7 separate regions of the Homo sapiens genome follow, and all the other regions are linked to region 5. Evidence: chromatin loops called from intact Hi-C (ENCODE). Cell type or tissue: PC-3. All regions are shown on one strand.

Evidence for each region. A loop is a pair of places that touch in the nucleus more often than their neighbours do. Peaks named below come from ENCODE experiments on the same cell type or tissue, not always from the same donor. Only the 100,000 strongest peaks of a DNase experiment are listed, where the experiment ranks them.
Region 1: a loop joins it to region 5, with 6 times the contacts of the local background. A loop is called at or near these places in 4 of 110 quality-filtered maps.
Region 2: a loop joins it to region 5, with 9 times the contacts of the local background. A loop is called at or near these places in 3 of 110 quality-filtered maps.
Region 3: it touches region 5 in a loop (9-fold over the local background); 28 of 110 quality-filtered maps call a loop at or near these places.
Region 4: it touches region 5 in a loop (4-fold over the local background); 3 of 110 quality-filtered maps call a loop at or near these places.
Region 6: it touches region 5 in a loop (17-fold over the local background); 63 of 110 quality-filtered maps call a loop at or near these places.
Region 7: it touches region 5 in a loop (4-fold over the local background); 7 of 110 quality-filtered maps call a loop at or near these places.

What each region holds. Positions count from the first base shown.
Region 1 is chr20:11,138,622-11,142,621 of GRCh38, reverse strand. No RefSeq gene overlaps it. Among named protein-coding and RNA genes, the nearest start is that of LINC02871, 110 kb to the right of the region's middle. In PC-3, a CTCF peak has its summit at 2,136; a DNase peak (open chromatin) is centred at 2,051; H3K27ac peaks cover 1,107 bases.
Region 2 is chr20:10,859,676-10,863,675 of GRCh38, reverse strand. No RefSeq gene overlaps it. Among named protein-coding and RNA genes, the nearest start is that of LINC01752, 110 kb to the right of the region's middle. In PC-3, no CTCF peak of the experiment used is centred here; DNase peaks (open chromatin) are centred at 1,805 and 2,325; H3K4me3 peaks cover 934 bases; H3K27ac peaks cover 2,889 bases.
Region 3 is chr20:11,272,415-11,276,414 of GRCh38, reverse strand. It overlaps LOC339593 (a long non-coding RNA gene), which reads left to right and starts at 3,032. Exons shown (of 2, transcript NR_038972.1): 1 at 3,032-3,081. In PC-3, a CTCF peak has its summit at 2,144 (motif pointing right); a DNase peak (open chromatin) is centred at 2,164.
Region 4 is chr20:10,999,638-11,003,637 of GRCh38, reverse strand. No RefSeq gene overlaps it. Among named protein-coding and RNA genes, the nearest start is that of LINC02871, 25 kb to the left of the region's middle. In PC-3, no CTCF peak of the experiment used is centred here; a DNase peak (open chromatin) is centred at 1,677; H3K4me3 peaks cover 935 bases; H3K27ac peaks cover 2,440 bases.
Region 5 is chr20:11,542,483-11,546,482 of GRCh38, reverse strand. No RefSeq gene overlaps it. Among named protein-coding and RNA genes, the nearest start is that of LINC00687, 330 kb to the left of the region's middle. In PC-3, CTCF peaks have their summits at 2,039 and 2,245 (motif pointing right); DNase peaks (open chromatin) are centred at 2,242 and 2,812; H3K4me3 peaks cover 1,001 bases.
Region 6 is chr20:10,551,374-10,555,373 of GRCh38, reverse strand. All of the region lies in intron 2 of SLX4IP (SLX4 interacting protein), which reads right to left. Among named protein-coding and RNA genes, the nearest start is that of MIR6870, 96 kb to the left of the region's middle. In PC-3, a CTCF peak has its summit at 1,824 (motif pointing right); a DNase peak (open chromatin) is centred at 1,823; H3K27ac peaks cover 1,771 bases.
Region 7 is chr20:11,453,622-11,457,621 of GRCh38, reverse strand. No RefSeq gene overlaps it. Among named protein-coding and RNA genes, the nearest start is that of LINC00687, 420 kb to the left of the region's middle. In PC-3, no CTCF peak of the experiment used is centred here; DNase peaks (open chromatin) are centred at 2,031, 2,491 and 3,971; H3K4me3 peaks cover 1,295 bases; H3K27ac peaks cover 1,000 bases.

The DNA.
Region 1 (4,000 bases), 400 kb after region 5:
CACCATTACTTCTTACCATAGCCTCCTAAGTGGTTTCCTCAGCTCTATTCTTCACAGTGCAGCCAGAGGCACCTTTTAACTCTGGTCTGCAACTCTGATTACATCACTGCCCACAGGACTTGACTCTGTTTGCTTCTATTTCATCGCGCACAACTTTCTACCTCACCTTTTCTGCTCCACTTTTACTTTCCTCTTTGTGGTTCTGGAAAGTGGCATAATGCTTCTGGCTTTGGAATCTTTATATTTTCTGTCCCCTTGACCTCAGAGCTACTTCTCCCAGCATCTCCTTTCATTAACTAATTTTTACTCATTCTTCAGATATAAGCTCAAACATGACTACCTCAAAGAAGCCTTTCTGGCTTTTCCTGATTTTTTTCAAGAAGAGGGTTGGCTCCTCTAGCATCCTATTTTTTGGGACATTCCACTACCACTCTTCACTCTTACTGTAATTAATTATATGCGTAATTAGTTGCCTGCCTCAGTGTAAGCTCCCTGAGAACAGGCACTGTGTCAGTTTACTTCACATCTAAATATACGGCCGTTCCTGGCATGTAAGGTTCCTGCATTGTGTAAATACAATTCCTGGCATGTAAGATTATGATAATTATTCAATGAATTTTTACTAAGCCCATTCACAGTTCCAGAAATCTTACTATGCTTAGCTTGAGTCACATTTGCTTTTTAGTTTGATGTTCTACTCCTTGCTTTCCAGGTGTAGGATGTTGGACATCATGCTAAGAATAATAGAAAGGTATCTGTATTGGTTTGCTATTACAAAGTTCAACAAAATGGGCAGCTTGAACAATAGAAATTAATTGTCTCACAGTTCTTCAGGCTAGAAGTGTGAAATCAAGGTGCCTACAGGGTTGGCTCCTAAGCACTGTGGGGGAAGAATCTGTTCCTGGCTCTCTCCTTGGCTTGTAGATGGCCATCTTTATGTTCACATGGTGTTCTTCGTATATGTATGTTTGTGTCCAACTTTCTTTCTTTTAAAATAAGGATGCTGGCCATATTGAATTAGGGCCCACTCTAACGACTTCAACTAATTCTATCTGCAAGAGCCAGATTTTTAAATAAGATCATATTCTGAAGAGCTGGGGGTTAGGACTTCAACAAATAAATGTTGGGGGATACGGTTACCCTTTTAACAGTGCCCAAGGATTTTAAGAAGAGAGAGAAATGAATAGATTCACACTGCAGATAGAACATGTTGACTACAGGGTAAAGAAAAGATTAGAAGGCCTGGTGAAAGCTAGGGCCCTATTATAGCAACACTCACAGCAATGTCTATGAGTGCAGTTTCCTAATTAGTATTGCCCAGAGTCAAAGTTCTGTTCCACTACATTTAACCAGTAGTATAAATTTCACTACACAAGGGTCAGTTTTCTTATCTGTAAAATGGCTATATTTTTAGCATCACATAGTGTATAATGCTGGAGAAAAGAACCAAATCTAGATTTAGCTATGACCTGACTTACAAACAAGTATTTTCCCCCGATATTTCAGCATAACACTCAAAGTAAAAAAGAAAAGAAAAAAGCTGAAGTTTGTAAGGCAAAATCAACCATTGCGATAACTTGTGACTTATTTTTGTTTATATAAATATATTTTATGCTAAAAAAGAATAATGGTAAAGTTCAAACATTTCTGTTTTCCACTGGTGTGTAGGCATCTTAAAGGGCTAGCTCATAGAAAAAATGCATCCTGGATTTTTGTAAAGATGAGAAGTATGATTTAGAGTGGAAGCCAGAGAGTTATCACACTTCAAAACCCTCTTCTCTACCTCTGTTCCACTCCAATCCATTCCTTTCCTTTCTTTTCCTTTCACTTACATGCCCTAATCCCCACGCACATTTTTATCACCACTAACGATGTAACTCTGAGACTTGTCCCAAGAGGAGAGTTGTTCAACCTATTTTTTTCCTCCTTCCCAGCCCTTGGCAAGTCTGTTGGGTGATCCACTCAGACACCTCAGAGGGTGGTACTTCTCACTCCCTCAAACCACAAGCAACAAAGCCTTACTCATTTCTTGCTCTTGGCTTTGTCATCATTTTGATGTCTTGAACATTACTTTGTCGTGAACTCATTTCACTTATGTAAGGAGAAAAAGCCAGGGATAGTGAAAGAGTGCCTCCAGTTGTTCAGGAACAAACAAACAAGAAAATGATAGCGCTGCTATTGCCCAATGTCCAGAAGAGTATCTTGCCAAGATAGAATTCTGAATCACAGGAAAATGCAGTTAATTTATTATATAAATTATTTTATGTAGCAAGCCAAATCAGGTTATTATTTTGGGCAGCATTTTAATAATTATAAGGGTCAACCATCATTCTAACTTCCAGAAGACAAAGGGGAATGTATTGTTTTACATAGGAAGGAAGTATATCTGAAGTTATTGGAGTGACACACAAAGGCTAACATTAAGTGTTAATTACCATAGTATCATTTTTATATTCTACAAAGCTAATTAATATCCTGTGTCTCCCACAGAGGTGTATATGTTATAAAATATAAAAAATAAATGATGTTTATGTGGTATAATTTTTGTATATGAGTTAATTTATATTTCCCTTATTTAATAGATTTTGAAGGGCAGAGTGATAAATAGGAAAGCTATATCACAGATACCTTTTTTGTTAACAGGAAAGTAAATATAATCTTATAGATTGATCAGAAAGTGGAAAAAGATTGATTCACCATTTTGAAGAACAGAAGAGTCTAACATTTGAAGGGAATGAGAATGAAGATACCCACGCAAACCCTTCCAAAGCTTTCATGTGTTTCAAGTTAAAAAACAGGATTTTGTGTGTGCAAAGGTAACATTATATAGACAGAAGAGCTGTCAAGAGCAACCCAAGGGAAGAGTGCTGATGGGAAGACTTAGCTCCTGGTCTGCAAAACCAGCAGGGCTAGATTAAACAGCCATGGGTATAATTTCAATTAAGGCTTTTACTGCTGTTGTCATTGTTCTCCTGCTTGTCTTATTACACTTTGACACGGCCAGGCTTACAGACTGAAAACAAATCTGGACAATGTCTTCTGTAAATCCCCTACCTTCCACCCAGGCACGATCACTGAGTTGAGATGATGGAAAATATCAATTAGGAGACCTAATAAATTTTAACCAAAATATTCAAATCAGAAACCGCTGTAAAGACCCAATGTCTGGAGAAACTAAAACACATTCGGGTCTAGCTAATTGTTCTTCTACAATAGTCATTCTTGCTTGGTTCTCATCAGCATTTTATTTTATACTATCTTTACTTGCATGTAATGTTGTTGGATTTTTTAAGAGCCCAGGTTTGTGTGTGATTGCATTCGCTTTCCAAGTCATTTTGTACTTATGAGACTCCTACCTGTTCTCCAGTTACAAAAACCTTCAGTACCTTGCAATGAAAGGCTTTTATTTCCATCAGTGAATCATTGAAGGGAACTGACCAAATTCAGTGTCGGTGGATGGAGAAGCCTACCTATAGAGAATAGTATAGTTATTTTGTTAAAAGCTAACCTGCTTTTCCTATTTTTGAGAAGGCCATAAACTACTATGATAGGTGTATATTGACCCTCCACAGCAAAGGACTTGAACTAGACATATGGCAGCCAAGAATTATACTAAGTTTAGCTACCATTTATTGAGCCCCATAGTGGATGCTGCTGATATCACAACCAACGCCCTTTACCAGACTGGTACCTCTGCCCCAGGTGCTGCAAGCGGAGGCTGCTAATGGCTCATAACTGCCCCCTTCTCCAGAGATTTCCTCTTGGACATTTGCCTGGGAGGTTACCTCGCCACCCCCAGCCCAGGGGCAGCCCACCTGCAAGGGCTAATGGACATGAAGAATACAAAAGACCAGCCAACCACATCAAGGTAGGAACAAACTTCATGTGTGTAATTCACACTCCAGAGCTCTCTGTGGGATTAGGGTAAATCCAGACTCCAGAAGAGACCACATCCTAAGCTCAGCTCCTCCACCTGCTCCATCTGCTTCCTTCACTCCCC
Region 2 (4,000 bases), 680 kb after region 5:
CCTCATAGAGTTGAATTTTTAATGTATATATGTATATATACATTATATATAGATAAATATATATATATATATAGAGAGAGAGAGAGAGACAGAGAGAACACACACATTTGGAACTATGCCTGGAACATAGCAAGTGCTAAATAATTATTCTAGTCAAGAGCCAAGAAAATAAAAGGTTAGCAGATTCCATGCCTAGCCTAAGCAATTCCTTCAGTGAGGAGGTCAGATATTGTCTTAGCTTGGGCTCCCTCAGAAGCAGACTCTGAGAGCAGCATTTGGGTACAAGTAACATACGTGGGAGCTGAAACCTCCGTAGAGGTAGGGAAGGAAGGGAGGCCATTAGACTGTGTTTATGAGCAGTTTACTTCTGCAGGAAACTGGGCACAGTCTTACTTGGGACCCTTGAAGTGACTGTGCAGAACATACCACATACTACAGAACTGTCCCTATGAGGCTGAAGGGAGCTGGGGAATTTATTACCAATTCTATCCCTCATTGTTGAGAGCTATCTCTGGGACTGGGACTATGCAACAGTGTCTTCCAGACTGCTCCATGCATAGGTGAAGCATCCTCGGAGGATCATATGCATTTGGGCTTAAGGATGCAGAAAGCCATCAGCACATACTTGGCCTATCTGCAAGTGACTTCCTGGTATGGCCAAAGGAATATGAGCAAGACAACGACAACAGTGAATACAGGAGTGCAATGCAAGTCTTAAAGTTCCTTGACCATCTTGTGCATTCAGACAGAACCAAAACCAAAGGAACCCACCCAGGGAGGACCTATCCTAAATTAATTTCTGGAAAAGGATACTGTACCATCTTTCCCGGTAACTCATTCCAAAGCTTATCGGACTTTATAACATCTCTATTTACCATCAAAATCCCTTTGGGTGAGATCTTTTCTTCTACATTAATTTCCAACGGAGAGAAAGAAAGAGTAAGGCTGACAATATATTTTCATTCATAAAATAAAAAGTATAAAAAAGGACATGGCATGGCTTTAGACCCTGCTAGGTATGCAGAAAAGAATGTTCTTTGAGCTTAAATGTTCTACTCTAAAAATGTAAAAACCTATTTGAAAATGCCTACCTTCAAATACGTTGACCCCTCTGTACAGGACACACTCTAGACATATGCTTCCAGAGTTGTATTTTTGGAAATACTAAAGTTTTGCACAACTATCTTCAAGTTGACAAGTTTACACTTCAAAGACAGAATGCACACCTGAGCCCTTGAAGGCAAAAACCAAACAAAAGTCCTTAACTTTTATGAAATACCTTCTTTCCACTCTTTCCCATTCTTCCAGAGAGAGCTTTCATTTTATCTTAACATCCTTCTGTCCAAAGGCAAAAAAAAAAATTCCCAAATCAATTCATAAAGGCAAGAACTTTTATCCACCATCCATTTCTAAATAAAGAAGGAAGGAATACCAAAGCAAAACAACCATACCTATTATAATTGCTTTCTTTGACTTCTAGCCAAAACTTCTTAATAGGGACAAGATACGGTAAGTGACAAGGAGATGGTAGAATCTGGCTTTTATTTAGAATGTTGGTTAAGCCCATTTGCAAGTAGGCATCTTTACATCTTTTCATGTGGAGGGTTTATTTTCTCTATATTTGGGCAGAGCCCGCTGAAGTAACCAAAAACCACTACCTCTGGGGAGGAGCTGTGATGTAGACCAGAGAAAGTCTTAGTCAAGGTAACTGAGGCCAGAGATCCACAATGAAACTGTACTGTATTATTTCATTTTTCAAACTTACACATTCTCCTACACCCTTTTCTCTGGATATGATTTATGTTCAGTTGATTTTGTTACAGGTCTGGAATGTTTACACAAAGGCTTAATAGACATTTACTTTGGAAGTTACATTGTGAGATAGAATCAAGGAATTGGCCCATTGCCGAAGTCAGAATGGGAGGCCACCTGGAAGTTAATGATCACTTTGCAAAGACCAGGGGCCTGTAACAAAAGGTTCTAGAAAAGTAGAGACTTCATGTAATAACACACTGTACTCAGACATCCATCTTTGGAACGACTGAAGAGAAACCAATGTTTCATAGAGACATCTACCGATAGAGACGTCCAGGACACAATTACTCAATACTTTCATACTTTAATGTCATATTTTGTGCTCTACTTTACAGTTTATATATGCTTTTATGTAACATTTAAAATAATGCTATCCAAAATGATTCCTATAACCCCATTTATCAGATAATCTGCTTTACATATTTCATTCATGCTGAGTTTACCTTTGAGGCAAATATAAAAGAATTATGACTTTCACTTTAGAGATGAGGAAACTGAGACTCAGAAAGGATCAGCAACCTACTTGCTCAAGATTACATCATGCATAACTGGCAAAAACCACAGTCCCTTCAGTAATTTCACCACTATTCTACGGTTGTTTTGTTTAAGCTATTACTTTTTCTATGATTCAACGGTACCCACAAATACTTATCAAGAAGCATTAACATCACCAGCCTGAGCATAGTGGAGGATAAAAGTAAATGTAATCTCCTTGAGATTATAACCTAATTTGGGAGAAAGGCCTATTTCTTGAAGTGGCTTGTTTTTATATTCAGCGATTTCTTTCTAAGAAATTCTCTGTAATACACAGTGCATCGACAACTAAACAAGTTAATATATGTTAAATCCTTCCATATGGCATAGTATGAAAAAGAATTAATGCTTTAAACAAAGTGCTCAAAGGAATGCTTTTTTAATTTTAGTTTTTATTTTAAGTTCTGTTGGAGGATGTGCAGGTTTGTTACATAGGTAAACATGTGCCATGGTGGTTTGTTGCACCTATCAACCCATCACCTAGGTATTAAGCCCAGCATGCACTCTCTGTTTTTCCTAATGCTCTCCCTCCCCGCACCCCACCTCTCAGCAGGCCCCAGTGTGTGTTGTTCCTCTCCCTGTGTCCATGTGTTCTCATTGTTCAGCTCCCACTTATAAGTGAGAACATGCAGTGTTTGATTTTCTGTTTCTGCATTAGTTTGCTGAGAATAATGGCTTCCAGCTCCATCCATGTACCTGCAAAGGACATGATCTTGTTTTAAAGGAATGCTTCGTAATAAAATGATACTTGACAGACATCTGAAGAAGGTAAAAAAGCAGTCTATGCAGGTATCTGGAGAAACACCAGTTCAGAAAGAGCAAACAGCAAGAACAAATTTCCTGAGGTAGAAATATGTTTGGCTTCTTCACAAACAGCAAGGAGACAAATTTGGCTATAGCAAGACTAGGAAGAGATTGTGTAGAGGAGAGATGAAGGAAGCCTGTTCATGTTGGACCTTATATGCCATAGGAAGGGATTTGACTTTGACTCTAAGTAAGATGAGATGCCCTTGGAAGATTTTGAATAGATGAGTGACATGGTCTGGCTTTTGCTTTAAAAGGAATCATCCTGGCTTCTTTGTGAAAGAGTATAGAGGAACAAAGGCTGAAACAGAAATACCAGGCTTGAGAGATGGCAATGGATGTGGTGAGACATGGTTGGATTCAAGATGTATTTTGAAGATAGTTTTCATGGGATTTTGTGGTGAATTGGATGTGAGGTGGGAGAGAAAGAGAGGAGTCAATGATTTCTCCAAGTTTTTTCAGCTTGAGCACCTAGAAGGATGGAGTTGCCACAGCTGAGATGGACAAGACCAGGGGTGGAACAGATTATGAAGGTTTAATCAGAAGGTCACTTTCTATCTCATGAAGTTTGAGATACCCACTAAATACCCAAGTAGGGGTATTGAAAAGACATTTGAATGTATAAATATAGAGTTTAAATGAGAGAGCTGAGATGGAGATATAAATTTAGGCATCGTAAGATATTTAAAGCCATGAGACTGAATGAGATCATCCAAAACATGAGTGCGAGTGGAGAAGAGGGCCAAGATCTGAACTGAGAGTGGGAGAGCTCAACTTTTAAAGGTTGAGGAGGTCAGGAGAAACCAACAGAGAACATCAATAAAGGAGTCAGTGAAATAGGAAAAGA
Region 3 (4,000 bases), 270 kb after region 5:
TCCCTTGCTATATCAGCAATTACTAAATTTCCAAGCATTGAATCCACAATCAATAATTCAGAAAAACTCAGAATGCCTTCATCAGGGCTAAGCCATGCTATATAGCTAGTATTTTAAAGATACAACTTTAAGCCTAATTTGTTTAAAAGAGTTTATTGCTTATAGACTTAATTTTTCCATGGGGGAAAAGAAAGAGAGCCCTGAATATAGAAATGACAATCATTAAAAAAGAAAAAAGAAAGAAGAAAAGAAAGATGAGAGAAAGAGAAAAAAGAAAAAAAGAGAGAGAGAAAGAAAGAGAGAGAGAGAAAGACAGACAAAGGAGAGAGGAAAGGAGGGAGGGAGAGAGAGAAGATGGAAAGAAGGAAGGGAGCGAGGAAGAAAAGAAACAAGAAAGGAAGGAAGAAGAAAAGAAAAGAAAGAGAGAAGAAAGAAAAAGAAAGAGAGCGACAGAAAGAGAGAGAGAGAGAAAGACAGACAAAGGAGGGAGAAAGGGAGGGACAAAGAGAAGAAGGAAGGAAAGAAAGAAGGAACCAAGGAAGAAAGGAAAGAAGAAAGGAAGGAAGGAGAAAAAAGAAAAAAGAAGGAAGGAAGGAAGAAAGGAAGCAAGAAAGAAAGAAAGGAAGGGAGGGAAAGAAAGGAGGGAGGGAGGGAGAGAAGGGAGGAAGGAAGGAAGCAAGGAGGAGGGGAGGGAGGGAAGAGAAGAGGGAGGGAGGTAAGGAAGGGAGAGAGGGAGGGAAGTAAGGAAGGGAGGGAGGGAGGGAGAAAAAAAGGAAACCAGTTTTTGTTGTTGTTTTTGAGGTGGAGTCTCGCTCTGTCACCCAGGCTAGAGTGCAGTGGCGTGATCTTGGCTCACTGCAACCTCTGTGTCCCGGGTTCAAGCGATTCTCCTGCCTCAGCCTCACGAGTAGCTGAGAGTACAGGTGCCCGCCACCACACCTGGCTGATTTTTGTATTTTTAGTAGAGACAGGGTTTCACCACGTTGGCCAGGCTGGTCTTGATCTCTTGACCTCAGGTTATCCACCCACATCATTCTCCCAAAGTGCTGGGATTACAGGCATGAGACACTGAGCCCGGCCAAAACCAGTTATTTTTTTCAGCCACTTTGCAACCCATTTTGAGAATATACTGGCAATTACACTGTTTTTAATAATGTTGTAGCCACACATGGATAAACTGGTTCATGGTTTACTTACAGTCCGAGTCCCAGGCAACTGTGGATACCTTTACAAAGTTTAAACCCTCTCCATATCCCAAGTGGTATTTTTACTTTTGCACTGGAGCATATAAGAAAAGGTAGGATATGGCAGAATTGCATAAGAATCACCTGGGCGTTTGCTCAAAATTCCGACTCCAAGGCCTCACTGAAGATCACCAGAATCTGAGAGACCTCCAGGTGTAGGCTGCACTATCACTGCCTCCTGAAAGGTCCTGTGGGGTGAGGATGGTGATTAAAAACTGGAGTCCTCAGCGGGACAGCACTAACCTGCCTCCAGTGTAGCTAGTTAACATCTGTAGATTTCACTTTCTTCTAACTCTACGAAGACAAGACCCCAAGTTCCTGTTATACAGAGAAAGTTGTGATTTTGTATATATTTTATTCATTTTGCTTAAAATCCTAAAATCTGACAAAAGGAAACAGGAAATATTTTATTATGGCCTACTCCAATTAATCTAAAGTGGGTTTCAGCTTGATTAAGATAACTTGGAGAGTTGGTTAAATCTTTGTCTTGCCTGAGTAACTTGCATATGTATATTTTCTAAACTTTTGGACATGAATTTCAAGTAGCAAATTCTATTCATCTTAATGGATTCTTTTCTTGGAAGATGTCAGTGGTTCTTCAGAACATTCCACACGAACTCTGTGTCCAAATCATTAACAGCAGTTTTTACTATGGGCACATAAGACAGAAATAAATCTGTTTTAATTACCTGTTTGGATTCTGATACCACGGCTGTTTGCCAAACCTTACTGATACTTCTTGTATTACCTCTTTGAACATATCTGGTGTAGAAACTGGTGTATCTCTTTTGCAATCTCTATAGGATACTATGCACGAATCTACAGTAATGATAGGTACTGCGTCATTTTTGTGGAGTCTGTCTGGTGAAGAAAGTGTCCTTGGAGCCGGTTTTATTTTCTTTGTCACTAGATGTCACTGCATACACAAGTGTGCTACTGTCGCCCAGGGTAATCTGAGCCCTGATTGCTGGGAAAGAGGCAAAATAGATTCTGGAAGCCTTCACTGTGATCCTACTTGGAAGGTATCTGCACTTTGGATCTCTTTGAGGCTTTCTCACAATCTCATTTAATTAGGCTAATCCTCCCTAATACTTTGTCATTTTACAGATTGTGTGAAATCTAATTTAAATATGTGCAAATCTTTTGCTATTCAACGGGACCTTTGCATGGTGAAGCCAAATGTGGTAAACGTATCTTTATTCAATGTTTCTTTCTGGTTTGGAATTATAAACAGAATGTAAATTGACTACTTATATGCTACCTCTAATTCAAGGGTATATCCTGTTAAAACACCAATTTGTTCTCAATCAGAATGAAATACTCAATAAGTACTTAAAATTGCCTGCTTGCTAACCAATCGCATTACATATCTGCTTCAAGCTATTTAATAAAAAAAAGCTTCAAGTAAAACTTGCAGTCCTTCTATCTCCAATGTTCTTGCAAATTCCATGCTTATATTTGCATCTATTGGGGCCCGAGGTATGCTTGCTTAGGAAGAGGACCCTTATCCATGATTTTTCCTGGCCTGGTTAGCTGTGTTTGCAATATGTGCTTGAGAGATTAATTCAGGTTGATACTACAGTGTTCTAGAGAGGCACATTTACATCTTCACTTTTTATTCTTAGCCTCCAAAAGGATTTGTGACAATCTTTTCATGAAGAAAATCCTTCCGGGTCAGTAGTGGAAGTTCACCTCCATATTTTTATTCACCCAGATACCATGGAAACAGCAGTTTTACCTAAGACAATTAGCATTTAGAATTCTCCAACTCTCTTCTTAATCTGCAGGACCAGACATGAGCAGATATTACTGGATCTTGGACAAGTGGGTCTCTAAGGTAAGGCCTTGAACCCTTGCTTGGGATTTCATCTCATAAATAAACACAAATAAGTTATTAAAAATCCAGGTTATAATCCCAAGTGTTTGGTGTGGTTTGTGGAAAATGTGCACCTCAGTTTCCTCATTTATGAAAGGAAACTGAGAAAATCTGCCTTTATGTACCTCATGATGTTGTTAGGAAAATCAAACAAGATAATAGGTTCGAAAAAAAATGAAGACCATTATATAGATTCATACATCATCTTCCTCTCTCTTGTAATTTATTTGTAACACATGAATTTAAATAGATTACAACAGTGGTGAATTCATATCACTTTCAAAAGTTATCTTCCTTTTTGAAAGTTAATATTTTAGCCAGTAATTAAACATAATTAGTGACTTTGTGATCAGATGTTCATTTTCTTCCACTTAGCCAACGGGCGGCATGTGGTGAATTAAAATAGCAGGTGGAATTTTAGAACAGGTGACAGGTTCCTGAGCACCCACGAAGGTTAGATTCAGATGATGGGCGCAGCTTTTCTTTAGTATAGCAGAAACCTTGGGATGCCTGGGATGAAGACAAGGGAGAGCAGAGTAGGCAGAGAGCAACTGCCACCGTAAAGCCTGGACAAGTCTCAGAGCGATAAATCTGTTCATTTAGGGCCCAACATGAGTTTTTCTTTCTGAGAAGTATAGCCCAAGTTATGCAAATCTGTTAGATATGAAATCGCTCTTACAAAACAGCATTTGGATGAGTCCCAAGTAAACAAATCAGACCCACGCAGATCAAATTTTCATTAAAATGCATGATTTTAAGAATGGGGTGGGGGAAGGAAGCTGAGAAATCAAAGGTGACTTTAACTACATCTTAAATTCAGTTTTTGCCCCAAGTCTATGTTCTATACAGCTTTCTGTTTTTCTTTTTAAAACGCCGATCC
Region 4 (4,000 bases), 540 kb after region 5:
TCTTTGATGAAAGAAGTTGATCCCAAACTGTAGCCTGTTTGAGAATTACCTGGAAGGCTTGTTAAAACCTGTTAAAAGCCCAGCCCCAGAATTTCTGGTTCAGTAAGTGTGCTTCTCTCAGAGGTCCTCAAGTGATGCTTATGTTGCTGATCCAGGGACCACACTTTACAAACCACCGTGGTAGGTTAATGGGCACTGGTTTCCCTAACACTAACTCCTCCATTCCTCCTCTTTCCAACCGAGATGGTAACAGGCCCTTCTTTGTAATAAAGATTAGGCAATAACTCCCTGATTTTGAGACACAGAAGGAATTGCTGAATATAGGAAGGGGGCCTGCCATTGTTGGAGACTTCTAGTTCTACAAGAAACAAGTTTGGCCTCTGAAGACAGACTGTAGATTTGTGAAGAGTATTCCTGCAGAAACCCCCTCTCCCAGCCACAATTCACCAAGAGGATGCCTTCTAATCTCCAAACCCTTGAATGATGTAAAGAATACAAAAACAGGGGAGGGGAGAAGGTCCCACTGTAGTGGGAATTCTGAATATTGCTGAGAAAATTGTGAAAGTAGATGGAGATTATCTGGGGAACTCACAGATGAAATTCTGGGTGGCTCCGTGCCAGAAAAAATAACCCATTACAATTAAAAACAAGTTAAATCAAACTGTCTGGGCTTAATTGAGCCTACTCTGAAAGTTTCTCTTCAACAAACATGGTGCTTTCAGTAGGTGAGAATGAAATTGTCCAGTCCCTTGAAACTAATTTAAACCCCCACCTCTTCCACCCTTCAGGCAAGGGATGCAAGGCTTTTTCTGAGTGAGTGGATGTTGCAAAGTGAAGAGGACAATTCCAGGGATTCAAAATATCACCCAACTCATACACAAGGCAATACCTACTTGTAGCCAACCAATATCAGACTTTGTTATAATTGCAAGGGCTAGTTCCATGGAGATGCTACAGAACTAGCAGCACATATGTGATTGCAAAACCTAGTGCTGACATTGTACTAACACACATACACACACAACTCTAGAGCAATGTCTGAAAACTAACTTGGGACAGTTGGGAAAATGGTTTCCAGAAAAATCTCAGGAGACCTGAAACATCTATGCAGATAATCAGTACCTACCACTTAAAAACTCATCTTATCCTTCTTGTTCACGTCTTATTTCTCTTTATTGTTTTCAAGTCCTGCTTTATATTAATCCAATGACATCTGTGCAAAGGAGTCAGAGGAGTCATAGGGAGTGAAAGGTGGCCAGGAAGACAGCAATGCTCAAAGGCCACTTGGACTTGGCTTGAGCCCACATCTCCCCTGAGGCCTCTATTCATGCCCATACTCCTTAGATTCTGAGCACATGCATGAACAGGCAGACAAACGCTAAAGGCCATAAATAAGCTAAGATTAATAAAATTTTTTAGAGGAAATGGAGAAGAGTGAGAGAAAGCTGCATGTCTTCAAAATCAGAGAAGCAAATAAACAGAACTGTTCTGCCAATGTTTGCTTTCCCCTCTGGCTGTCAGAGGTTGCAGCCCAGGCCTGAACTTGCCGGGACGAGGGTGGCTCTTGGTGGCTCAGCCTGTGTCCAGAGGATTTGTCGATTAGTCACAAACTTGGTCTCCCTGTGTGTCTGAGAAAGAGCCATGACTCATCTTGACAACTGTCAGTATATTACCTCAAATGGGCACAGGGAGAGATGAGCAACCTGGTGCCGGAAAAGAACACAAAAGGGCTGATGCCACTTCCTGCAGTATTTCAAGGTTTGGGCTAGAAGAGTTTATGTGGCAAGAATGCTAAGCTGGGAGCAGCCCCGCAGAAAATGACCGCGTCAGCACACTCAACATCCTGCCATTCAGACGTAAGAACGGGCGATGTTAGCTCAGAGGACATGAAATTTATTTCCATAAATAAAAATGTTATGTTTCTTCACATTATTCACTTTCCCCAAACAGAAATTCACACTTCAAAAAATTAGCTTTTGGTTTTAGAATTCAGTCAATTCTGCATACTCGACTCTAATATTATGATTTTTAAAAATGTACATCTACGACCCAGCAATTCCACACTTAGGAATATTCCCAAGAGAACTGCGTATATGTGTTCACTGGAAGATATGCATTAGAATGGCTCTAGCAGCATTATTCATAATAGCTCTAAATTGGAAATTCTCCAATTGCACATCAACAGTGGAACGGATAAATGATTAGTGTATATTCATGCCATTGAACTACTACACAGCAATGAGAATCTATAACCACATACAATGATATGGATGAATTCCATAAACACAGCTTTCAGGAAAAGAACCCAGACACTAGAGATTCACCTCATATAAAAATAAAAATAAGCAAAACTAACCTATTCTGCCAGAGGTCAGGAGAGAGATTACACTTGGTCAAGGTGGAAGGAGAGGAAAAGTTTCAGGAAGGAGGGGCTGAAAAAGCTGCTTCTAGTTCTCGATGTTGGTTATACATACATTCAGTTTGTAAAAGCCATCAAGCCATTTGCTTATGACAATGTCACTTCTCTGCATGTGTGTCATACTTCAATACAAAATAAGTACATTCATGCAAAACACCTATTCAGTTGTCTTTGTCAAGATTTGTAAACTAGAATGTGAATGTAGTAAGCAGTGCAAATAAATGCTGGGAAAATTTGCCACATAAACTATTCTGCTCCAATTGTCACATCAGTAAAATGGAGCAAAAGGACACGTAGCACACAGGGTTAGTTCCCTGCACAAATCATTGTCCTTTTAAGTGTCTCACACTGGCGAAGGAGCATCTTCTATCATAAGCTCCGGGAAGTGATGCATCTTTTTGCCATCCACAGAAAAAGGAAAGGACCATGTGGTATAGTATGTCTTCCTCCCAAGTTTTCCTAGGGAAAAAAAGCTACATTTATCATGAATGTCTCTTTCTTCCATCCTTAGATCCCACTCCAAAGATTAAACGTAATCAGGGGAGACATTCAATCAATAGAAAACTCATTTTGCCTAGATAAATAACAAATGGGTCAACTGAAACCCATAAATCATTGCTTAAGCCTCAGCCAAAATTGATCAGAGAAGTCTTTTCCCAAAAAGGAAAGCTTTCTTCTCTTTAAAGGGCAGCATGCTCTGGATAACAACAAAACTCTTTGACTAAACCTTCACATGAGGATGTGTTTCTGTAGAGATAGCCTAATGGAGTTGGTAAAAGGCCCACTATCCTTTGATAAGAAGTTCCAGGACTAGTGAATCACATGAATTATTTCAAGTCTCTATAATTAAAAATTCCACATAATTGAAGCATACCATTTTAAGCAAAAAAAAAATTTCACTTTAAACATGTTAAATGAAAATACCTCTAAATTATTTCAGGATTGATATTCATTTGCAAATATCACCTGGACATGAACCCCAAGGCATTAAGGACTTTTTGAGTTCAAAGCCTTAAAGGTGGCTAATCGAGCCAGGGCAGGAGGCAATCCTAAGGTTCTTTAGGCTATTTTAGCTCTTGAAATAAAATCAGTGAAAATCATAGATATAGTGGCCATGTCTTCCAATGCTGACCAATTATTGCCATAATAAGTAGCTATAAAGAAATATAAGAGGTTGTCAACTCCCACATTTTCCTTCTATAGGTGAAACAGAAGCTAATTGGTGAGCTATCCAAGATCATTCAGTAACGGGTGGCAGAGCAAGAATTAGAGCAAGGTTTCCTAACCTCCAAATTAGCCTCCATTCTGCCATAAGACATGGTCTTTCCCATGAGTCTATGAAATATTTTCCTGGACCCAGAGTGCAGAGCAGGTGTTCCCCTCAGCCTGCACTGTGGGGTAAAGAAAGAATAATGCTGGCAGAACTGGCAGAAGTGGACAGGGGGAGAACCACTATACCCCCAGACAGAAAACCAATGCAATTCTCAGACACATAGACCTCTTCATTTAATGAAAATGGATATTTCATGAACTTAGCAAATAACTGGTTTTAAAAATCAAAGAGTTTAATTTTTAAAATTT
Region 5 (4,000 bases):
AAGAATCCCAGCAAGGAAAGCCTCACTGCCCAGCTTCTGGGAGTAGAGTTGGCAGATGGTCCCACTGTCATCTCCTCAGTGTCTTCTTCTTTGAGTCGACCCCTTCCTAGGACAACCCACACAGCCTGATGCTGAGTGAGGTGGGGGTGCAAAGGCCTGGTCTTGTTCGCCCACTGGGGCCCAGCTCTGGTGGACAGAACAGTATTCACTCCAGAGCTCCCTGCAGGGCAGGGGAGGCTTCTGTGGGCTGCCCTCACAGTTCAGCTTCCCCTGTGTCTTCCACAGGGCTTGATCCCTAATAAGTACCTTGAAACTCAGACTCTGTTTTGGCAGCTGATTCTGGAGAACCCCACCAGCAAAGGTTATTAACCTGAAGGAAAGGAAAGATAGAAAGAAAATGAAAGTTAATTCGAAGAAAAAGAATGTGCAGGATGTGGGGCAACATAAGTAAATATAGATTCATCAGTTTCTTAGAGAACATTTTTTATCCTTTGGAAGCTACTTTAAATTATTGTTGTACACAAAGTTGCAGAACAGGAAATAGAAATATCATTGGCCCACAGGCCCAATAACACAGATATGTACAAGTGAGTTTTCCCTAAGACCTGGGCATATCCCTACGTATGAGAGGTACTAGATTGCCATAGCATTTATACGACAGCATTAGAGGAAAAATAATCACTTTTGTCCCCCCCCCACAAAGTACACTCTGAGAGTAAAGTCAAATAAATATAATCTTGGTGAATATTAGAGGGGCACGAAGAAAACAAGCCGCCAAATGAAATTTTATAGGACAGGCATATTCTGAGTACTCAGAGAGAAAGAGAAATTCAAAGGGCTTTTTGAACAAGTGATTCCGGAGACAAATTTTGAAGGAGAAGTTTTGTGGCGATGACTTGGGAGTGGGAAATGATTCCATCACTCCTGTTTCCCAGCTGAGATAAGGGAATTCTGTTAGCTGCACACTGCACGGACAGAAACAGGGTTACCTGGAGAGCCCTGACAGCAATGTTTGTGGTGAAGATGTGGTTCTGGAAGTGAATTTCCATCCAGGCATTGTGCTGACTCTATCACTTAGCAGTTCTGTCATCAATATCTTTGGATTTCAATTTCCTCATCTATAAAACACGATTAATAATGGCTACCTCATAGGGTTATTGTGTGGCTTAAATACATGTGTTTGGGTAAAACACTCCAAATAGGTTGGTTAATGTTATATTCGGGGAAACCTCGATGGGTCAGCTGAGGCACGCCTTTTGGAGGAGGAGAATATTGGCGAACATGGTAAAACCCCGTCTCTACTAAAAAAATACAAAAAAATTAGCCAGGGGTGGTGGCGAGAGCCTGTAATCCCAGCTCCTTGGGAGGTTGAGGCAGGAGAATCGCTTGAACTGGGGAGGTGGAGGTTGCAGTGGGCCAAGATTGTGCCACGGCACTCTGGCCTGGGTGACAAGAGCAAGACTCCGTCTAAAGAAAAAACCACTGGGTAGGCTGGGCTCGGTTGCTCACGCCTGTAATCCCAGCACTTTAGGAGACCAAAGTGGGCAGATCTCCTGAGGTTAGGAGTTCGAGACCAGCCTGGCCAACGTGGTGAAACCCAGTCTTAACTAAAAATACAAAAGTTAGCCAGGCATGGTGGCTTGCGCCTGTAATCCCAGCTAGTCGGGAGGCTGAGGCAGGAGAATCACTTGAAACCGGGAGGCAGAGGTTGCAGTGAGCCGAGATCGCGTCATTGCACTCCAGCCTGGGCAACAAGAACAAAACTTCATCTCAAAAAACAAACAAACAAACAAACAAACAAACCCAAAACCATCAAGGAGCCCTGAACACTCAGAAAAGGTAATTCTAGAGGGAGACAATTAGATCCATGGAGTTGAGTCATCATTAGTTTCATCAAAGAGAAGAAACACGCTGAGTCCTCAGAGACAGCCACTTTCTGAGACCCAGTGTCTGTGCGTTATTCTTTGACAGAAGTTCTCCCTGACGGATGCAGCCGTTGGTCCCAGTCTCTACTTCGTCTTGACTGTGATGATTCTCTACGTATAAAACCCTCCACCAAATTATAAACTAGGGAGACTCAGCTAAATATAGGTGCTCAAAAACATACTGAATTTGAATGTTGGACGGTTTAGTGCCCAGCTTCCCCACACATATTCACAACACATCAAAACACAATAACGTTAGCCCATGTGTCTGTGCCAGTACTTCCCTTTTAAAAAATCAAAAATACAGCCAGCAGATGGCGAGAGTGGATCATATTTGAACTGTAGGTAAACTAGGTTTTCAGTAGTAGTTTTTGGAGACACTCCTCAGTTACTTTTTATTTGTTGTTTGTTTTGGTTTCCTTTTCCTTTGAATGGAATCAAGTTTGCACCTCAGGGCAGAATTAGAAGTAATCACGAAGGTAACTAAGAAAAAAAAAAACAAGGTGAACTAGGGCTTAAGAGCTCTAAATACATCATTTTATTAACTCTCAAACATTTTTTAGGAGGGTAAGTTTGGAAGGGGAGAGGAGTAAAAAGCCAAATAGTTTGGATAATCGCCCAAATGTAGGTAGGTTGATTAAAATAGTCATTCATTTCTGAAGTACTCAGCAATACTGCTTCCAAGATATGTCCCTTATATTTTACTCTCACATATAATTATTGGCCAAAAATTGTGGGCTCAACTCTAGAGGATAAATTTTACAGGTCATAAATGTTCTAAATGTTGTTCTTCTCTGGACTGCCCAAGGCAGCCTGAACAACAGGCTGAGATTTGCTTCAGGTTATCTCTCCACCATCTTCAACGCTCGCCCACAAATGAGATGCCAAGGGTCACTCTGTGTCAGGACTTGGTGAGAAAAGCCACTGGAATGTTTAATTTCTCTCTGGACAGAAAGCTTCTTTGTCCACACATGTATTGTAATGCTGGGACACACAGTTGTCCATGGGGGGAAAGAAAGGGCTACAAAGAATGCAGAAAAAATATATAAGTCAAGCACATAGTTACCTAGGAAGGTAAATGTGAGGATTGGGGAAGTTTACAGAAAATAAAAATTGTTCACAGGATCGCTAAATATTTCCTCACTCTTTAAGATGACATTAAGGTATGTTAATTTTTAAGCTATTTTAATGTTTGAGAATCATGACTCTATGAGAGAGAGAGAGAGAGAATGCCTGTATTTCCAAGTTTGCAAGTAAGTAAGGTCAAGTTAGAAAGTCAGAGACAGGAAGCGGAATGTGTGTGTGTGTGTGTGTGTGTGTGTGTGTGTGTGTGTGTGTGTGTGTGTAGAATATTCCTGTCTGCTTTGTGCCACAAATTCTTGGAAAGGCTGCTGTACGCCTAAGTTTAGCTCCACTATATAGCTTGTTGCAGTTTCTGTACCTAAAAGAAGGGTCCTTGTGTCCCCACAAAAAATCTTTTCAGTTATTGGGTGAGCTATGCCCATCCACTTAGCATAGGTATTTACAAACACAACAACATAGATGACACACATGATAACCATTTTATAAAGAAAGGTTTCAGAATTATTTTTAGCTTGTAATTTTATTCTGATTGATGTCTTCATTGAATATACTGGACAGACTTTTAAACAGTTAATAAAACAACACACCTCTAATATCTGTTTGTGAAAATGTAAACTAGATATGCTTACATAAGGAAAAAAACTAAAGCAAGGTAAAAACGTAGATATTTTCGAAGCAACTCATCTAAAACTAACTTCCAAACATACTTTAAAAGTTTGAATCTAACAATATTCTTCAGAACATTGGTTGACTAATTTAACTAGTTTTTTTTTAAAGCAAAAAAGGTAAAAAGATTTTGGACACAGTATTATATTAATGTGACACCAGAAAACATCTAAAGGTTAAAAATCCAGGAAACTGTCTAGCATACAAAGGCATGTTCATTCATGGAAATACTTTGTTGTGAAAACAAGTAATTGATGTGTTTATGTTCTTAACATTAAAAACATAAAGATACAAAATTGTGCAAATAGTATGAATGCAAAACACCA
Region 6 (4,000 bases), 990 kb after region 5:
TCACATATGAGTGAAGTAATTTCTGAGAATCACAAGATAACTGTGAACAAACTAATTTGGTAAGGAATGGGACACCAAGGTTGGGGATGGTCTGAGAGACCCAGAGATTCGGTTTATGAGACTCAGAGGTTCAGTTTTTTCACTTCCTTGGCTGGACAGTTTTGTTTTTTTTTTTTTAAATTCTGTCCTATATATCAACAGTGAAAGGAAAGTAGTTTCAACAAATGGTTAGACCATCAGATGTAAATATAAAGTGAAACTTGACACCTACCTCACGCTATATACAAAATTTAATTTGAGATGGATCACACACCTAGACAAAAAAGCCAAAACTATCTTCCTGATCTTTGGAATAGGAAAAGATTTCTTAGGATCCAGAAAGCACCAAATATTGAGAAAAATAGTTGTAAAATTGTTAAATTTTCAAAATTAAAAATTTCTGTTAACGAAAAAAGCACCACTAATAAAATAAATAGGTATGTTACAGACTGGGAGAAATGTATTTATGTATTCAAAAATACATGTATCTGGCAAAAAGGACTGGTACCCAAAATATGTAAAGAACTCCTACAAACTGATATTTTTAAAAAAAGCAAAACAAAAAACCTGAGTTTGAATAGACACTTCACAAATAGGATAAATGAATGGCTAATAAGAAAATGAAAAAAGTGTTCAATATCATTAGTCATCAGGCAAATTAAAATTAAAACCACCAAGAGATACAACTACAATACCCACCAGAATGACTACAGTTAAAAAGACTGACATAACATGAAATGTTGGTAAGGATATGGAACAACCCAGACTCTCATACTTTCCCAGTGGAAATGTAAGATGGTCTAACCACTCTGGCAAATGGGTTTGTCAGTTTCCTGTAGCTAAACGTACATTTACTTATCAACTGAGCCAATGATTCCTTCCCAGGTGTTTACTCAAGAGAGATGAAGTATATGTGCACACAAAGACTTGTATGCAAATATTCATGGAAGTTTTATTTATAATAACCCAACGTGAAGACAACCCAAAAGTCTACAACAAGAGAACAAATTGTGCCATATTCATGCAAGGGAACACTACTCACCACACTACCGATAGACTCAACATGTATTCATCTCAAAAACATTAGGTTGAGCAAAAGAAACCAGACCAAAATAACATATACTGTATGGTTCCATCTATATATAATTCTAAAACAGCAAAATCAACGTGTGATGAAAGGAATCAAAACAGTAATTTCCCAGGGGGGTAAAAAACTGGGTGAGAACTGTCACAAAGGAACTTTGTATGTGATAAGACTATTCTGTATCTTGATGGGGTATGTTATGTATACACTGCAATCAGTTCCTTTCACTATATTTAAATTATACATCAATAATAAACAATTTTTAAACACTGTGTAAAATGCACTCATACTTGTTGGCAGTTATTTAAAATGTAGGTATTACGTCCCTGAAAATGTGTGGGAGACCCAAATGAAGTTTACCAGGTAATAAACTGTGAAGCATGTTGAAAGATGGTTTCCTACGATGTAAAAGAGTGCACTTTAGTGTGTTACAGTTTAGTGTGTTGCAACCAGCATTTTATTTTAATGAAAGAGAACTGAAGATAATATTAGAATGCAATACAAAATATCAATGTGTCATATGGTTAGATCAAGAATTGTTTTGTGAAATGTAAGTAAGTGTGTACTCAGTTATGATGGAAAGCCTATTTCTTATTGTGGGTTGTAATAAAAAATGTTTGAAAACCACTCAAGTATACTGTTAAAGTCCTTCTCAACTGTTGGTTACAGAATTTAACCTTTAAGGAGTATGCTGCCACCAGGTGGAGGTCGCATGCCACAACTACAGGATCTTAGCCACGGAATATTAACCTTTCCTGTGCCATGGACTTATTTAGCCAACTGTGAAGCTGATGAAAGTTGCTCAGAATAATATTTTTAAATGCATGAAACACAACACATAGGATTAACAAGAAAACCAATTACACTGAAGTACAGTTATCTTAACGAAAGAAAAATTTGAGACATAGGAATGTATGTCCTTGTTTATTAAGGCATTGGGTCTTGTCACATAGTGATGGATCTAGTACTACTACAAATCTGAAGTGGCGATAAGCATAAATGATATCTTCATTATCTGCAACAACCTTAATGTAATATGAAAAGAGCTATAATTTCTAATGGTGACAAATACTGCTAATATTATTCATATTTTGATTATGAATCCCACGTTCATAATAAAAAGGAAAACTAAATTTACTAGAACTTGATCACAATAAAGACGTAACTTTTTCCCATGCAAGTTCACTGGCCTCTGAATTCAATCACAGGCCCATTGAAGTTCCAAGGATTCTGGAATAAAAGCCCTTCCAAAGCGGTAAAACATGTCTCAACACATTTTATTGCAGGTTCCTACAGGTGCTCTTTCCTGATTTTTTAATCTAAACCAAGTTCACTGCTACCTTTTCATTAGCAAAACTAATTGTTTTTTTTTCTTGTAACCCTCCTACCACCGCAAAACTAATTCTTTAAAAAAAAAAAGGGGGTGGGGGGAGGGGAATCTTAAGCTTAAGCAACTTGAATTGATACTGTAACAGCAGCTTGCTGAAGAATTAACCTAATAGTAAGGTCCAATTTGGTATTTTTCTCACCATTTTGTGACTTTGATCACAAATAACCTAGTCTAAGTTTGAAAATAAACAGATTGAGTAGAATGTCTCTTTTTAGAAAAATAAATTGTCAAATCTTACTGTGGTGAGCAGACTTTCCTGGGGTTTCTGGAAGCCTCCACTGTTTGGCAGGCAGTCCCCTCCCCCGCAGGGGGCTCTCCCTCTGCAGCCTGCAGTTCTGAGCTCTCTCAACTCCCTCCCACACTAGGCAGAGGTATTCTGCCTTTCCAAAGTTCCCTGCTCTCAAAGCTTTGCTTCTTGTCACTCATGAGAAAACAGAAGTGAAAAAAAAAAAGAAAAAAAAAAGAAAAGAAAGCTTCTTACACTGCCAGCAGCACAGCCTCCCTTTCTCCTCCTCCTAATTAGGAGAAGGTTATTTCTAGTCTCAGAAGATCAACTCTCCAGCTTTCTTCTGAGAGAAGCAACATGGTAACCATCACTTCTTTCTCAGCCCAGAACTGGTCACTCTGCAGAGGCCAAGCCACCTCTTGAGCAACCATCAGGCTGCTAGGAATAGCTTCACATTGCATGCACTGGGCTGCGAGTCCCCCAGCCAGGGTCTGGTCTGGCTTCTATCCCCTCCACCCAGAGGATTCAGCCAACAACAGGGGTGTCACCCCCAACTCCTCCCTTCCCCTAACCCTCCAGAATCAGTCACGCATCTTGTCCATTTTAATTTTTTAGAGCGTTCTCACACACACTTCTCTCTTGCTCTGCTGCTCCTATCTTCTCCCACTTGGAAGATTACAGTCACTTCTGTTGGTGTCCTGGATGAACCCTCAATGCATATCTGGGAAATCTCTAACCTATAAATCGGATCAGTCCACTCCTGCTGCAGCTCAGAGCAGCAACTCACAAGCTCTAATGAGGCCCATGTCTTTGTCTCCTGCACCTGACGTTTTCATCCTTGGCTTACATTACAACTTGCCTCGCTGCTTCCATGCTTGTTGAGATCCTATGCATCCTCGAACCCTAGCAGGAGTGTGGTCAACTCTGTGAAGCTATTCTGAACAGTTTCTCTTTCCCTGCTCTGGACCAGCCCATTCTTCATGTGATTATTTATTTCTACATTAAGTGACTGGTCCATGTAGGGCCCCCATCCTAGGCTATAAGCCATGGAGACAGGTCTATACCTCTGCCAATCTTGCATCCCCAGTGACCAACACACTACCAGCCCTCAGTGAATACTTAATATTTAATGAAAGGAAGACAAATGAAAAAAACAAATGACAGAACAAGTTAGCCCCAAGAATTGGGCAAATCACAGCCTTGTCTGCAAAGGGAGAGCTCTAAGCCCTTTCCAGGGACCAAGCCGTTACTATTCGGCCCA
Region 7 (4,000 bases), 89 kb after region 5:
CAGCATTCCAACACTACAGTGGTGTATATTAAAAGATAGGAATTAACTAGATTTGGAAAGTCTCATTCAGAGAGATCATGGGAAAGATAAATGACTGACGCCTGTCAGGAAATGGCAGGATTCACTTTTAGAATATTTCATACAGAATACTCTAGACTAACTTGCAGGGCTTTGGCATAATTAAGGGAAGTTACTAAACGTTTCTATTCCTTTCAGTTTTTTAGAGTTTTACAGTTTGCAAAGCACTTTTTTTCTCCTAATTATCTCATTTGAGCCTCTGAGATGGGCAAGTTATTATGATCCCCATTTTAGAGATGAAGAAACTGAGGCTCCCAGAAGACCAGTGACTTTCTCAAGGTTTCTTAGCTATAACATAGAAGAGCTTGTATGAAAACACATTGTTCTAATTATACTGCCACAATAATTTCACCTTATCAAAGGTATTCAAACAACTCCATCAAATTGTTAGGCAGACATTCTTAACTGAGGAGGAGAAGTGAAGGAAATGCGTATTAGAGTTATCCAAGGGCTTGTTTGAACACAAGTGCTTGTCTTCATCTTCCTTGCCCTGGAAATAAACATATGCCTCAGAATGGAGGTAGGGAAAGAAGTTTGAGAACATTCCCCAGGTAATTCTAATATGTACCTTCTTGTTGAAAAGCACTGCATCAGGTTTTTGTCTTCTTGCTTTGTCCAGTCCTCTTTGGAGTGGTATACTCACTATACTTATTATATAATAAACAATGAATTTTGTCCAAGTCTGCCTTAAAAGTAAAGGAACTAATGATATAAAGGAGAAAATTGAAAGACAATGTCAAACTATTGGGTGACTTATGTGAAAAGACCATGAATAATCATTTACAAGATTGTGCAGTATCCACTTCAGAAGCAACTTAATGAAGAGCTGATGTTTGAATGTATTAATCATTAGTTCACTTTTTACTGTTCTAGATGATGGCAATGTGGATTCTCATGGTCATTTGAAACCCATGGGGGAAAATGGCTCTTCCTGTATTCAGGCCCTTTGTAGTGTGACTTTGTGGCAACTCCCATCAATAGGTAGATTATTGTTTACCCCTCAAATCTGGGTTGGCCACTATGACTTTCTTTGTCTGACAGCATGTAGGAGAAGTATTGTTGTGGCATTTCCGAACCTAGACCTCAAAAAGGCCTTGCCCTTGTCTTTCTTCTCTTAGACCCTGTCCATCAGCCAGGTGAGCAAGCCTGGGCTAGTTAGCTGAAGGATAAGAGACCATGTGGAGGAAGCCAGAGGAGCCATCCATCTGGGGCCACCCAAGGTCAGCCAGCACCTCTAATCACAGAGCCACGAGGGAGTTAGCCCAGATTTAGAAGGTGAGGATATTGACTTCATCTCTTGATGCAAGGAGTTGCAGTTACATTGCAAAGGGATGCAGATACAGGGAAGGTTGGAGAATTGCAGCCACTTTTGCACAATCTACCACAACTACTGCATTGTAGCTGCTATGCACATTAAATAAGTAAAGACATATGAAACATTTATATCAGGTCCTGACAACAAATAAGTGTTCAACAAGTGTGAGCTATTATTACTGTTTCTAAAATGGATCCCTTATCATGGAGAAGGTCAAATTAATGCTGCCGTGCCTCTTACTCTTAGAAACTGACACTGAAAGTTCCCACATAACTGAGGTTCAATCTATGAGCACATCCAGAAACTCAAGTGAGGGAAAATGCAATCAAACCACATATGAAAAATCAATAGATCCCTAAATAATCTTTCCCTCCTGAATGGAAGCAACACATTTGAAAACTCTTCTCCCTCCACCCCTACCAAAAAAAAAAAAAAAAAAAAAAAAAGCAGTGCATGTTGCCTCTTCTATTCAGGCTGTGACCAAAGGTTTCAATGGTAAAGATGACTCATACCTTAAAGAACTAGAAGAATTTTTTTTATGGCTTCTCTATCCATTGTCTTGCTCTCATAAAACTGCTGAATGACACCCAAGTGTAAAACCCACCAAAGAAATAAGCGCTGGATGACATGTGGCAGATTTTCCAACTCTCCAGGAAAAACTTCAGATCAACTTGTTTCTCTGGAAACTACTCACATCCGGGGGCTGTCCCTGTCCCCTGGGACTCATAAACGTTCCTATCTTCAAGGCACAGGTAAGGGCTTCGCATTCTTTGAGAACAGCAGCCTGTTTATTTCCTCTATGACTATAAAGCAACTTTATTGTACTTCAGTATCTAAAGGAAACAGAGCTCTGGGGTAGAAGGTGCCTTCAGGGAGTCACTGGTCCTATTTAGATGTCCTCAGAGAAGTGAGTTTGAAAGATGTTCTGGAACTCTTTGAAATGCTAGTTAATTTAAAGTTAAAAGGAAGCCTCTTCTCTTGTTCATTGTTCGTGGGGGCAAGAAGCATTTGTATAGTTAAAAAGTGCTTAGAAGATTTAGCTGTACATCAATTATTACCAAGCAATGTTTCCCTATGACTCAGCGACATATTACTCCAGGGCAAGAAGCTGTTCAGACGTTGAGAGAAACTCCTTGCTAATCAGTGGGATTCAGTACTTGACAGCTCCAAGGAGTAGTTGAAATCCCTCCCCTCCCCTGTTATACACACTAAGCTATATACAAATTTGGGCAGAGGAGTCTCAATCCAAAGAGAAAAACACTCATGTGATTAGAGAAGCGTGTTTTTCAACTTTGTTTTAAACATAAAACTAAAGTTTCATTTGATCTACTGGTTAAATTCTAGGTCTGTATTTTCTAAAGTCTGGTGTGGGGAGGAAAGCCCCAATAACAAATAATTCTCTGTGCAAATAGGTTAGGGAAATATTGCATACTATGTTTCACACTTGTGCATTCACAGCCCACTGTGGAATATTAAAGATTTGGAGAAGTCAGACAATACAGAAAGATGATTAGCTGTAACCCAATATTTCCAGAAGATACGTAACCAAGGGATCCTCCTTTGTTTTCTCTTTGAATTATATAAAATAAAACATATTGAGAGATCAAGGAGTCTTTGAGAGATCAGTAGACTTTGAGTAAAGCAGATCATTGTAATACACTTAGAAGGATGCTGTTTTAAGTATGTAACACAATTCCACATCTTTGAAAATAGTATGCACAAATGTTAGGTGACTTTTATAGCTTCAGACTTCTAATTATAAATTGTTTTATGTTTTGGGCCTTCTCTCCGAATCTAAAGAAATCTAAACAATGTATTGGAAACTAATCAAGTAAAAAATGCCTGAAACAAATGATCTGTAAGATTAAGGTACATATGCATAGGGAACAGCATTGCTATAACTGAAGATTGGTAAACTGTGTCACTGGGGCCAACAATGGTTCTAGAAATATCTATGAAAGTAGGGGATTCCTCTTCAGAGTCTTCATCTTGCTCTTTATTTCCCTTGTCCCATTTGACCTCTTGCTGAACCCTTTGCTATCCCAACTATTTCCTTGCCATTCTGCAACATGTGTCTATGAAGCCAGACTGGATGTGTACAAGGTCAGGGCTAAAACACCCTGGCCCATTGGTTCCTCACATGCATACTTCCTAGTAGTACCTTACCTTGCATGCTTAATTACTTAGGGGCTTAATTACTTAAAATTTAAAAATTTTTTTTTTAGAAAAATGCAATATTATAGATATAGTTGAAAACGCTTTGACCTCATCCCAAATTCCATTTTCATTCTCACCTCCTTGATGAGTCTGCTATATTTTCTTTTAAACTTTAAAAAATATTTTGACAAATAAATATGTATTATATATAACACATTTATGTATGTGTGTATGAGATGAAAGCATAACAATATTTTGTGCCTATATTTAAAAATGTTATCTACATATACCATATTATTTTCATTGCACTGCATCTTGCTTTTTTCATTCAACTTCAGGTTTTCTATATGTATCAGTGAGTTCACTTATCTGGTACACAGTGATCTAGGGAATGACACATCACAATTCATTTCCTGTTGCCCCATTGGTGAACCTTCAGAATGTTATCTT